Regions from separate parts of the Homo sapiens genome. Here region 2 is linked to region 1. Evidence: chromatin contacts called from ENCODE Hi-C data. All regions are on one chromosome and are shown on one strand. The core of a region is the stretch at or near the end of the contact, and the rest is flanking DNA. Distances in the headings are between cores, read along the strand shown.

Region 1 (5,430 bases), core at 1,020-3,519:
GACTTTGGCTAATAGATGAGTGGGGAATGATAGGCAGGTGGGCGTGGCCCACAAGTCCCTCCTCTCCCAGCAGCCAGGCTCTGGCCAGCCTGGCCCCTTTTGCTCTGCCCCTACATGCCAAGTGCTACAGAGGCAGACCCCCATACAGAGAGGCTGTGGTGGTGTCACGTGGCCTACGGGGCTGATGCGAACGTCTAATTCTGGGGTTCAGCGCTGGGAACTTCCCTGTACATCCTCAGTATGTAACTTGCATGTGATCCTCATATATCAACTGTAGGGTAATAAAGGTTTCATGTGACCTGTCATCATCTTACCCTTCTGATTTGTTTTTCACCTGGTCAGGTGGAAACTTGGGTGGAGAGAAGGATAAGCCATTTATTAACCCCACGCCCCTAGCACCAGCTGTCACCTTGGACTTGTTGGAGATGCAGGGGCTAGAAAGGAAATGACAGAGTGTACAGGCCCCTTCGACCCCGTGTCCCATAGGTGGTGGCCCCCAGACACACCCTCTCTGCTGGCAGTGCAGAACATGCATCCCAATACCCTAGAGGAGAAACACCACCCCAGGGAGAGCCCTTTCTGCTCCAACCTCCTGGGCAGGTCCCAGGTTGGGGCAGCAGCCATCTGCAGGTGTTTGTCAGGCCTGGCCACACATGCGGACAGAGGATACGACTGGGGTACCCTAGGGTGTGGGGAGGGTCGGCCTGGGGTCAGGGGGCATGAAGGCTGTGTTCCAGACTCCTCCTGCCCCCAATCCTCTGTGCCCCTGCTGGAGCTCTCCTAGCTTCTCTGATCTGTAAAAGGCAAAGAGAGACAAGCTCGAACCACATCCATCGTGGCTGGGCATCCCTGTGCCCATTTTATCATGGCAGAAACTGGGTTCCGTAACAAGGACAACGGGCAGTGGAGGCCAGGCCTGGGTCCAATGCGGGGCTTCTCAGTCCAGCCTCACTCCTCTCGGGTGCCCACGTGGCTGCTGTGGCCTTGCCACACCCTTCACTCTGCACCCTTCCTCTCAATCTCAGGGGCACCCCAGCCCCTCTTGGTTCTTTCTCCTCAAAGGGAGCTCTCCAAGATCTGTCTACTGCGCCCACCCCCAGCTCCAACCCATCTGGCAGTCACATGCTGAGGAGGCCGGGCCAGAGGGAGGGACCTTGTCTAGCCTATCGCATGGTGCACCCAGGCTTGGCTGCCCAAAACTCTGGGTGCTGGAGAGGTGGCATTCACTTCTCGCTAACCCCCAGGCTCTCTCACCTGTGCTCCTGTCTTTGGGGAGCTGCCCGGTCTCCAGGAAGAGCCAGAGGTTGTTGCATTTCTCCGACTCCACTCTCGTCACCCCGTAGCTGACCACAGAGCCTGCAACTGTGGAGCAGGAAATGGAAGAGGGCTGGGGCCTCTGTGCTTCCCAGGCTAAGAGAACCGGGCACAGGCTACTTCCTGACAGACGTGGTGGGTGGGCTCAGGTGGGGCTCCCGCCGAGACCTGGGGCTCCATGTCAGAGTCAGGGACGCAGAACCACAGCCCCAACCCTAGCAGAAACCCACCCCTCAAAGAGCCCAGGCAGGGGCCCTGGAGTACCCACCCACGGCCACTAGGAGGCTCCACTGCAAAGGGTATGGAAACTTCCTCTGAATGAACATCTGCAAGCCAAAGGCCATGCCGGTGCCTGCAAAGAGCCGAGGTCCCCATCAACCTGTACCCGGGGATAGCCAGGGCCCACCTTGCCAGGCCCCCAGCACCTGCGGGCAGGTGACTTGGCGCCCCCTGCTGGGGAGTCAGGGCAGGGCGGGAGGGTGCGTTCTCTCCCAGCCGCAGGACACCTGGACGCAGCCTACCTGTGACGAAGGTGAAAACGCCCTTCATGAAGGCGTGTGACTGGCATGCGGCATACTCCCCGAGTCCCTGGGGTGGCAGAGGCGGGTGAAGGCTCGATCCCCTGCCCTCTTCCTTCACCGCCTCTCCTGTCCCTCCTCTGGGCACACCCTGGCTGTGGAGGAGTGAGACCCTGGGCGCTTGGACACGTCCCACCTCCCCTATGCCCACCCGGACGCCCTGAGCCCCTTAGCAAGAGAGTGCCCCCAGCCTCCGCCACTCTTCCCTGACGAGGGCACCCCCACGCCCCGGCCCCCCGCCTCGCTCAGGTCAGCTTCTGGGGTTTGAGGCCCGCGTCCCAGACCGGCCTTCTCACCGGGTGCTTGGCAGCCACGGCGTCGTCCACCCGGGACAGACCCAAGTTCACCATGGTTGGCAGGGCTCGGGGAGCGGGCCTGCGCAGGCGCAGGCGGAAGGGCGGGACGGGAACCTGGGGGTGTGGCCCAGAGGACAGGCCTGCGCAGTTACGGACGGAGGGGCAGGGCCCGGATCTGGGGGCGAGGCCTAGGGACCGGCCCGCGCTGGAACAGGCGGAGGGGGCGGGGCCTAGGAGACGGCGCCTGAGGGCGGGTCCGCGCGGCAGCAGGCGGAGGGGGCGGGACCTGGGAGACGTGATCTGGGGGCGGGGCCTGAGAGACGGGACTTTGGAGACGCGACCTGGGGGCGGGGCCTGAGAGACAGGACCGGGGAGCGGGCCTGCGCAGGCGGAGGTGTCGGGTTCTAAGAGGCGGGTCCTGCCGGGTGCAGGCGGAGGGGCCAGGGCCTTGGATTGGGGGCGGAGCATGGATCGAGCCTGCTAGAGCGCAGGGGAGAGGGGTGGGGCCTGGGGCCTGGCCACGCCTCTAGGAGCTTGGGCCCTGTGACCTCCGGCGACGACTGGGCGGGGCGAAGGCGGGCACCGGGCGGGGCGTGGCTGAGAGCGTGCGCTCCTCCCCCCGGCCGGGCCTCATTCCCACACTTGCAGAGGCCTGATGATTGTCAGTGTTATTTTGCTTGAGGACTACAATCAGGGATTGAATTTCTCATAAGCCACCACGGAGTGGGGATGTATAAAATCACTGTTTAGCAAAGTGGTTCTGTAACCAGCAGCTTAGTAGCTGAGCCTCAAACTCCTTTTGTTTTGCATGACAAAGAGTCTTTACTTTCAAATAATTATCGATACACCAAGTAATAACATGTACAAGTTCTTGAATTCTATCATCTAGTAATTTTGATTAAGAGAAACTAAAATCAGCCCAAACAATTCCACTAGTATTCACTGGTGTAACCATTAGCAAGAACGGAGGACTTCAAGTCAGGCTGCTGCTTCACACAGGTTACAAATAACTATTTACTACTTTTTCATCGATAAAGTCCCTGATCTTCAAGAAAGTGCTAGGGAAAAAAATTAACCCCTTCCTTTCTTCAAAGAATTATTATGTGGTTTTTTTTTTTAAACTAGATCAAAGAAAGAAAAAGTCAACACTGATATACGTGTTGCTTGAGCCAAAAGGCATGGGAAAAAAGACAACATATAACCATTAAATTCCTAAGAAATATGAGGTAAAAAGATGAAATCTTGGCCAGGTGCGGTGGCTTACGCCTGTAATCCCAGCACCTTGGGAGGCCGAGGCAGGTGGATCACAAGGTCAGGAGTTAAATACTAGCCTGGCCAAGATGGTGAAACCCCGTCTCTACTAAAAATACAAAAATTAGCCGGGCGTGGTGGCAGGTGCCTATAATCCCAGGTACTGGGGAGGCTGAGGCAGGAGAATCACTTGAACCTGGGAGGTGGAGGTTGCAGGGAGCCAAGATCGTGCCACTGCACTCCAGCCTGGGCGACAGAGTGAGACTCTGTTTCAAAAAAAAAAAAAAGGCTGAAGTCTTTAGATAATTTATAAGTCTGTACAAAAAAGCTAGATTTGCTACTCTTCAAAATGTGGAAGGACCTACTCTATAATATATGGAAATAATTTAATGCCATTTGTGGGGAAAAGAGAGATCAGACTGTTACTGTGTCTGTGTAGAAAAAGGAAGACATAAGAAACTCCATTTTGATCTGTACTAAGAAAAATTATTCTGCTTTGAAATGCTGTTAATCTGTAACCTTAGCCCCAACCCTGTGCTCACAGGAACATGTGCTGTATTGACTCAAGGTTTAGGGGATTTAGGGCCGTGCAGGATGTGCCTTGTTAACAATGTGTTTGCAGGCAGTACGCTTGGTAAAAGTCATCACCATTCTCCATTCTCCATTAACCAGGGACACAGTGCACTGCGGAAAGCCGCAGGGACCTCTGCCCAAGAAAGCCTGCGTATTGTCCAGGTTTCCCCCCACTGAGACAGCCTGAGATATGGCCTCGTGGGAAGGGAAAGGCCTTACCGTCCCCCAGGCTGACAACCATAAAGGGTCTGTGCTGAGGAGGATTAGTGAAAGAGGGAGGCCTCTTTGCAGTTGAGATAAGAGGAAGGCATCTGTCTCCTGCTCGTCCCTGGGAATGGAATGTCTTGGTGTAAAACCCAACCGTACATTCTATTTACTGAGATAAGAGAAAACCGCCCTGTGGCTGGAGGTGAGACATGCTGGCGGCAATACTGCTCTTTACTGCACTGAGATGTTTGTGTAAAGTCAAACATAAACCTGGCCTACGTGCACATCCAGGCACAGCACCTTTCCTTAAACTTATTTATGACACAGAGTCCTTTGCTCATGTTTTCCTGCTGACCTTCTCCCCACCATTACCCTATAGTCCTGCCACATCCCCGTCGCCGAGATAGTAGAGCTAGTGATCAATAAATACTGAGGAAACTCAGAGACCAGTGCTGGCGTGGGTCCGCACTTGCTGAGCGCCGGTCCCCTGGGCCCACTTTTCTTCCTTTATACTTTGTGTCTTATTTCCTTTTCTCAGTCTCTCGTCTCCACCTTGTGAGAAATACCCACAGGTGTGGAGGGGCAGGCCCCCTTCATCTGGCACCCATCGTGGGTTCCGTTCTGTAAGGTGAAGATACGCTATGGTGTGATAGTTTAGGACAAAACGAGTACGTCCGTGGTCAGCTTCGCGGTAAGCTTGTGCACTCGGAGGAACCCAGGGTAACAATGGGACAAACTGAAAGTAAATATGCCTCTTATCTCAGCTTCATTAAAATTTTTTTAAGAAGAGGGGGAGTTAGAGCCTCTACAGAAAATCTAATTACACTATTTCAAACAATAGAACAATTCTGCCCATGGTTTCCAAAACAAGGAACTTTAGATCTAAAAGATTGGGAAAAAATTGGCAAAGAATTAAAGCAAGCAAATAGGGAAGGTAAAATCATCCCACTTACAGTATGGAATGATTGGGCCATTATTAAAGCAGCTTTAGAATCATTTCAAACAGGAGAAGATAGCGTTTCAGTTTCTGATGCCCCTGAAAGCTGTGTAATAGATTGTGAAGAAGAGGCAGGGACAGAATTCGAGAAAGGAACGGAAAGTTCACATTGTAAATATGTAGCAGAGTCTGTAATGCCTCGGTCAGCGCAAAATGTTGACTACAATCAATTACAGGAGGTAATATATTCTGGACCACTAAAATTGGGGGGAAA
Region 2 (5,732 bases), core at 257-2,756, 430 kb after region 1:
GCAGGTCCCACAGGCACGACTCTCCTTTCCAGGCTGCCTTGCCGGCGGGGGGAGCCCGAAACAGCCCTTTGCAGCTCTGCACCAGGAGCAGGTTTTGCGGAACCCCCATGTAAGGCTTCCCCGGGGTGGGGTCCTCCCAGCCGTGGGCCTCAGGGTGACCGATCACAGGGAGAGTGGCTCCCTGCCCTGGGCACCCCCTGCGGTGGCCCCGACGACAGCTGAGGAGTGACCACAAGGTCTCTGCCCACAGTGCTCGGGGTGCGGTGTCTGGGCTGCGAAGTGGATCCCCCTTTCTTGGGCACTGCAGCAGCTTGGGGGGCTTTTTGGACGTGGATGTGCCTGGTCCTGGTTTTCCGAGGGCCTTTACAGTGGATGAGGAGGTGAACACAGGAGTCCTGAGAGCAAGCACCACCTCGGGCTTTGTTGTAGAAACAATGGCCCGGACCCCAGGCTGGAGCCGTGGCTTGGCCTCCTGGGTGTGTCTTGGCATCTGAAATGCAGGCTACCCACACCGGCTCACCTCCAGGGGTACAGGCAGGTCCCACAGGGAGAGCTTGGCGCTGAGCTGAGGCTGTCTGGGCTCCTCGCCTCCCAACCAGTCTGCAGTTACAGGGGCCAGTGGGGGGCGGGTGAGAAGGACGGGTTCCCTCAGGGGAGCCGGCCGGAGCCCGAGCCTTCCCCCTTCTCCAGGACGCAGGCCTGAGCAGCGGGGAGCCGCCCGAGAAGGAGCGGCGGCGCCTCAAAGAGAGTTTTGAGAACTACCGCAGGTAGGCGGGCGGCCCCCAGGCTTCTCCAAAACGGGCTGGGGAGCGGCAGCCGGGTCGCGCCTGAGACACCTGTCTTCACAGGAAGCGCGCCCTCAGGAAGATGCAGAAAGGATGGCGGCAGGGGGAGGAGGACCGGGAGAACACCACGGGCAGCGACAACACCGACACTGAGGGCTCCTAGCCGCAGCAGCGCAGGCCCCGACCAGGGCACACCCACCGGCCCGGCCTCCTGCCACCCGGGGGTGCCGACGCCCTGGGGCGCAGACTTCCCCGAGCCGTCGCTGACTTGGCCTGGAACGAGGAATCTGGTGCCCTGAAAGGCCCAGCCGGACTGCCGGGCATTGGGGCCGTTTGTTAAGCGGCACTCATTTTGCGGAGGCCATGCGGGTGCTCACCACCCCCATGCACACGCCATCTGTGTAACTTCAGGATCTGTTCTGTTTCACCATGTAACACACAATACATGCATGCATTGTATTAGTGTTAGAAAACACAGCTGCGTAAATAAACAGCACGGGTGACCCGCATTCCCGCTCGGACACTCGCGCGCAGCCCCGCGGCCGTCCCTCCTCGCTGCGGCCCGCGGTGTCCTCGGGGTGCGAGCTGCACGTGGACGCAGGGCCCCCTCAGGCCGCCAGGGGGCGGCATAGCGCAGCGCGCCCCCGACCCGGAAGACGGAAGCCCAAGAACGCCGCTTCCGCCCGGCGCCCACTTCCAAGATGGCGGCGGGGCGGGGCCGGGGCAGGGCGGACGGAGCCGGCGAGCGGGATGCTGCGGACTGCGCTGCGCGGCGCGCCGAGGTTGCTGAGTCGCGTGCAGCCCCGGGCGCCCTGCCTGAGGCGGCTGTGGGGCCGCGGGGCCCGTCCAGAGGTCGCGGGGAGGCGGCGGGCCTGGGCCTGGGGCTGGCGGCGCTCAAGCTCCGAGCAGGGGCCGGGGCCCGCGGCGGCTCTGGGGCGCGTGGAGGCGGCGCACTACCAGCTCGTCTACACCTGCAAGGTAGGCGCGCGGCGGGACGGAACCGGGGACAGACCCGTATCTGACGCTACACGGCCTGCGGGGAGAAGCGGCCCGCCGGGGATCCGGGAGGCGGCGTGGTCAAGTCACAGGAAGGAGTGGAGCCACCCCTTGGGGCTTCTGGGAGGGAGCGGAGGCGGACCATGAGGAGGGGTGGAGCCGTCCCTGGGGCGGGGCCTTCCCGGGAGAGGGCGAGGTTGGGGGTGGGTGGAGCTATCCCTCGGGGGCGGGGCCTTCTCTGGAGAGGGTGAGGTGGCTGGAGCTACCCCTAGAGGGGCGGGTCTTCCCGGGAGGGGCGTGGCGGCCCTCACAGCCTCACCAGCTACCCTGTCCCAGCCAGGTCTGCGGGACTAGGTCCTCCAAGCGCATCTCCAAGCTGGCCTATCACCAAGGCGTGGTCATTGTGACCTGCCCCGGCTGCCAGAACCACCATATCATCGCTGACAACCTGGGCTGGTTCTCGGACCTGAATGGGAAGAGGTGAGGCCTGTACCCCAGGGCTGGGCCAGAAGGCCACCCAGAAGTACCCTGGCCTCCCTGGGGGAACCTTGCCCTAGTGTTGAGGTTTATAGATCTCACCTGGGAAATCCAGCCACCTTATCAATACAAGACACACAGTTAAATGAGAATTTCCTATAAAGCCCAGATAGCTTTTGAGTTTAAGTATGCCCCAAGTAGGGGGTGCGTTTTTATTTGTTAAATTTTGCCAGCCCTGTGGCCCTGCCTCCCTGCCTCTGCCTGCCCTCTGCCATCACTGGCAGCCTTGTCCCTCTCTAGCGTGGAACTTTTTTGCCCTCTGCCATCTTGGGGTGGCTGGCCCACAGCAAGGCTTGGGGTGTGGACCAGGAGGTGTGGCCTGGGCCCTGGCTGCTGGGAGAGCAGTGGAGGTGGTGCCGGGAGCCTGGTCCGGGCCTTGCCTGGCCGGGAGGTCCTGGGCAGGACAGTAACAGCGACAGCAGGTCTGAGACCAGCATGCCAGGTGCTTGGTGGTACCTGGCCCTTGGAGCTGGGACTGTCCTCCCATCAGACCCGGGGCTGCAGATTCTTCCCTCTGGCACATAGGGGGCAGGAGCAGGAGACTGGGTTCCTGAGGCGGCGCATACCGGCAGAGACACAGGGCTGGTGAGGGCACACAGGCCAGCGTCTGAAGTGCCCGTGTGGCCTGATGCCACAGGAGTGCTGGGCCTGGTGCTTGCAGCTCTGGCCTGGCCATGGGGCGCCCTGAGGGGACTGAAGTGCAGGGCGGCTGGGGGGCCCTGAAGAGCCATGTTGCCTCCCTGCCCCCCAGAAATATCGAAGAGATCCTGACGGCCAGAGGCGAGCAGGTGCACCGTGTGGCGGGCGAGGGGGCCCTGGAACTGGTTCTGGAGGCTGCAGGGGCCCCCACATCCACTGCAGCTCCGGAAGCGGGTGAGGATGAGGGTCCCCCCAGCCCTGGCAAGACGGAGCCGAGCTGACTCCTGCGCTCCCCGGCACTGTGGGACTTCGGCCTTCCAGAAGGAGGTTTTGGCCCTGGGCCTCTCTGGACGTGGCCTGTTTTCTATCAATAAACAGACATTACTTCCAGATGCTGGGGCCTGTGGCCCTCGTGGCCTTTCTTTTTCTGGAGTTAGAACGATTGCTCTGAATCCCTGGTGCTGCTGGGTGGGACATAGGAGCCGCAGGACCTCTCGCCTCACCACAGTTCCTTCTACACAGAGTCACCCAGCTCTTGCCCACAGAGGCCACAGTCGCGTGGAAAGGGGGCTGGATGTGGCGTCAGAGCCCTTCCTGGCTGTCGCTGCGTGACTTTGAGCAGGTCACCACCCCTGTGAGCCTCAGCCTTCCTCTGCAAGGCCCTTGCCGCCCCCCTGGCCAGCTCTGGCGGCCTCCCTTCCGTGAGCCAGTGCAGACCTGAGCCCTGGTCCTCGGCCGCCGGCCGTCGGCGAAACAGTGAGCAAACCAGGCTGCCTGCTGGCCCAGGCAGGACGAGCAGCTATGGCGTGGCCGTGTGTTAGGAGCTCCAGACCCCTCCCGGGGGAGCCACCTGGGCCTCCTTCCCTCGGTGGACAGCGCTCTGGACGTCCCCAGGGCCCTCCGAGGTGTGTGGGGTTTGTCTCCCAGCCTTGTCTGTGCGCAGGATGTTCCCGTGTTTATGAAAGCGAGCAAACACAGCAGCCTGTTTATTTGCAGAAGCGTTCTGGGCAGCGTAACCTTCAGCATTCATCACCCGCCACACTCCGGCAGGGAAGAGAATGGGGCGAGGTGGGAGGTGGAGGCAGGACTGAGCACGACAGGGACCCAGTGCGGCCCCTCCCAGCGGGACACGGCCAGGACTGCCAGCTCACATCCGGCCCGTGGGAGGCCGGGGCGCGGCGGCATCGTTCCCAGTGTGCTTGTGGCGTGGGCTTTGCCTCGATTACCCCCTGTCCTTCTTTCAGCCAACAACCCTCTATTATTCCCACCCAGAGCCTTCTGTGCCATTTGTGGAAACTGTCCTCTTCTCGGCTGAGCCACCGGCACCCAGGCCTGCTCCTCCATGGAGGCACTGGCTGGGGGTCTCTTGGGGGCTTGGAAGTGCAGTGGGGCTGGGCTTGGCTTGGCTGCCTCACTGCCTCCAGAGGGCCTGGACCAGCATGTGGGGAGGTCCAGGGAGCCGTCTGGACCTGGAAGTGCAGAATTAGAGCAAGGAGAGCCGCTTGGGCCAACCCCTCCTCTTACGGATGGGGAGATGGCGGCTGGTAGTTGGGATGTGGACGTTACCATGTCTTTTCTGTCTGATGCCAGCACCTCTGGGCCCAGGCTGGCCCTGGAGGGAAATCCTTCCCAAGGCTGGCACGTTCCTAGAGAAGACCTATGGCTACCCCCCGCGTGCCAGAAGCATCCCGCCAGCTCCTGCCTGAGGCCCCCTGGACCCTGTCTCCCTCCGCCCTTCCCTCCCCGCAGCCCCAATCCCACAGCCAGGTTTCTGCAAGGGGCTTTGCCATCCTAATCTCCTGCCACTCTACACCCCCCCGCCCCAGGACATCCCTGCCTCCCGGGCACGGTTGCTGGCCTGGGCATCCCTCGTCACAGCGTCTCTCCAAGCAGGTTCCTCGGCCGCACCTTCAGAGGCTGTCCCAGCCAGTAGCGTGGGCGGCACTGCTGCGCTTCCCTGGCTGTGCGCGGTCCTGGGCCCTGCACGGTTACTTGGACCCTGTGTGCGTGTACCACCACACGCAAGCTGGCTGGGACCCTGGACCTGGAGTACACGTTGATTCTGGTTCCCAAGGCCCCTTCTGGGGTGGAGGAGGCAACGGAGTCAACCAGCACAGAGGCTGTGGCTGCCAACATGGCCAGGTGGGCTGTGGCGAGGGGCAGCAGGACTGCCCGGCGCACCTGTGTGTCCCCTGACGGGGGCCCCGTGGGGGTGCCACCCACCACAAGCAGCGCCCAGACAAGCCCCAAGACTGCAGATCTGCCGTCGGCTCCTCCACTGTGGCTCAGTGTCCAGACCCTGAGCCCAGCCGGATCAGACTCCAGGAAAGGACCTCCCTCCCCCGGGTGCTGGGTGGGCGGCAGCAGGCTGGGTCCTCAGGGGGTCGTGGGGCTGACCTGGGGGCTGCTGCTTCTGGGGGCTGGTCCCGGCCACGTGAGTGTCAGCTCAGAGCATGCTCTGTTTCCCTAGGGGCTGGGAGCGTGAGGAGGTAGGGGTGCAGGAATCAGTGGTGACAGCAGGCAGCCACTTCACCCCTCTGTGCCCCAGCTCCCCCGTGGTTAAATGCAGTGGGAACTCCATCTCTCTGAGGTCTCAGAGGGCCCAGACAGTGGGTATCTGTGGACACTTTGCACAGTGCAGCCTCTTACCGGGTTAGGCCCCCACCCGGGACTAAGCCCATACGGACCACACTCACTTGGCCGACTTTATTTTTCAGGAAAAACAGAAAAACAAATGTACCTCTTGGGTTGGAAAGGACCCATTGACAACATGGC

The links. Hi-C counts contacts between places; a loop is a spot of excess contacts on that map. Pooled maps may share reads with other maps.
Region 2: a map of naive thymus-derived CD4-positive, alpha-beta T cell shows a loop between it and region 1 (30-fold over the local background). The contact joins the promoter of DNLZ here to the promoter of TMEM141 in region 1. A Hi-C loop is called at or near these places in 2 of 168 maps with a recorded cell type or tissue (both naive thymus-derived CD4-positive, alpha-beta T cell), 5 of 37 single-sample maps with no recorded cell type and 16 of 50 pooled maps.

What each region holds. Positions count from the first base shown.
Region 1 is chr9:136,788,183-136,793,612 of GRCh38, reverse strand. TMEM141 (transmembrane protein 141) reads right to left here and starts at 2,269. Exons shown (of 5, transcript NM_032928.4): 1 at 2,189-2,269; 2 at 1,836-1,902; 3 at 1,583-1,666; 4 at 1,255-1,362; 5 at 296-794. The coding sequence starts at 2,242. The coding sequence ends at 781. RefSeq lists a silencer at 1,843-2,882.
Region 2 is chr9:136,359,518-136,365,249 of GRCh38, reverse strand. It overlaps DNLZ (DNL-type zinc finger), which reads left to right and starts at 1,506. Exons shown (of 3, transcript NM_001080849.3): 1 at 1,506-1,763; 2 at 2,122-2,261; 3 at 3,070-5,732. The coding sequence starts at 1,536. The coding sequence ends at 3,238. CARD9 (caspase recruitment domain family member 9) reads left to right here. Exons shown (of 13, transcript NM_052813.5): 11 at 33-109; 12 at 691-767; 13 at 849-1,294. The coding sequence ends at 948. It overlaps LOC124902309 (a long non-coding RNA gene), which reads right to left and starts at 1,881. Exons shown (of 2, transcript XR_007061863.1): 1 at 1,798-1,881. It overlaps GPSM1 (G protein signaling modulator 1), which reads right to left. Exons shown (of 14, transcript NM_001145638.3): 14 at 5,649-5,732. RefSeq lists enhancers at 1-38, 39-929 and silencers at 1,141-1,240, 1,271-1,770, 1,871-2,150.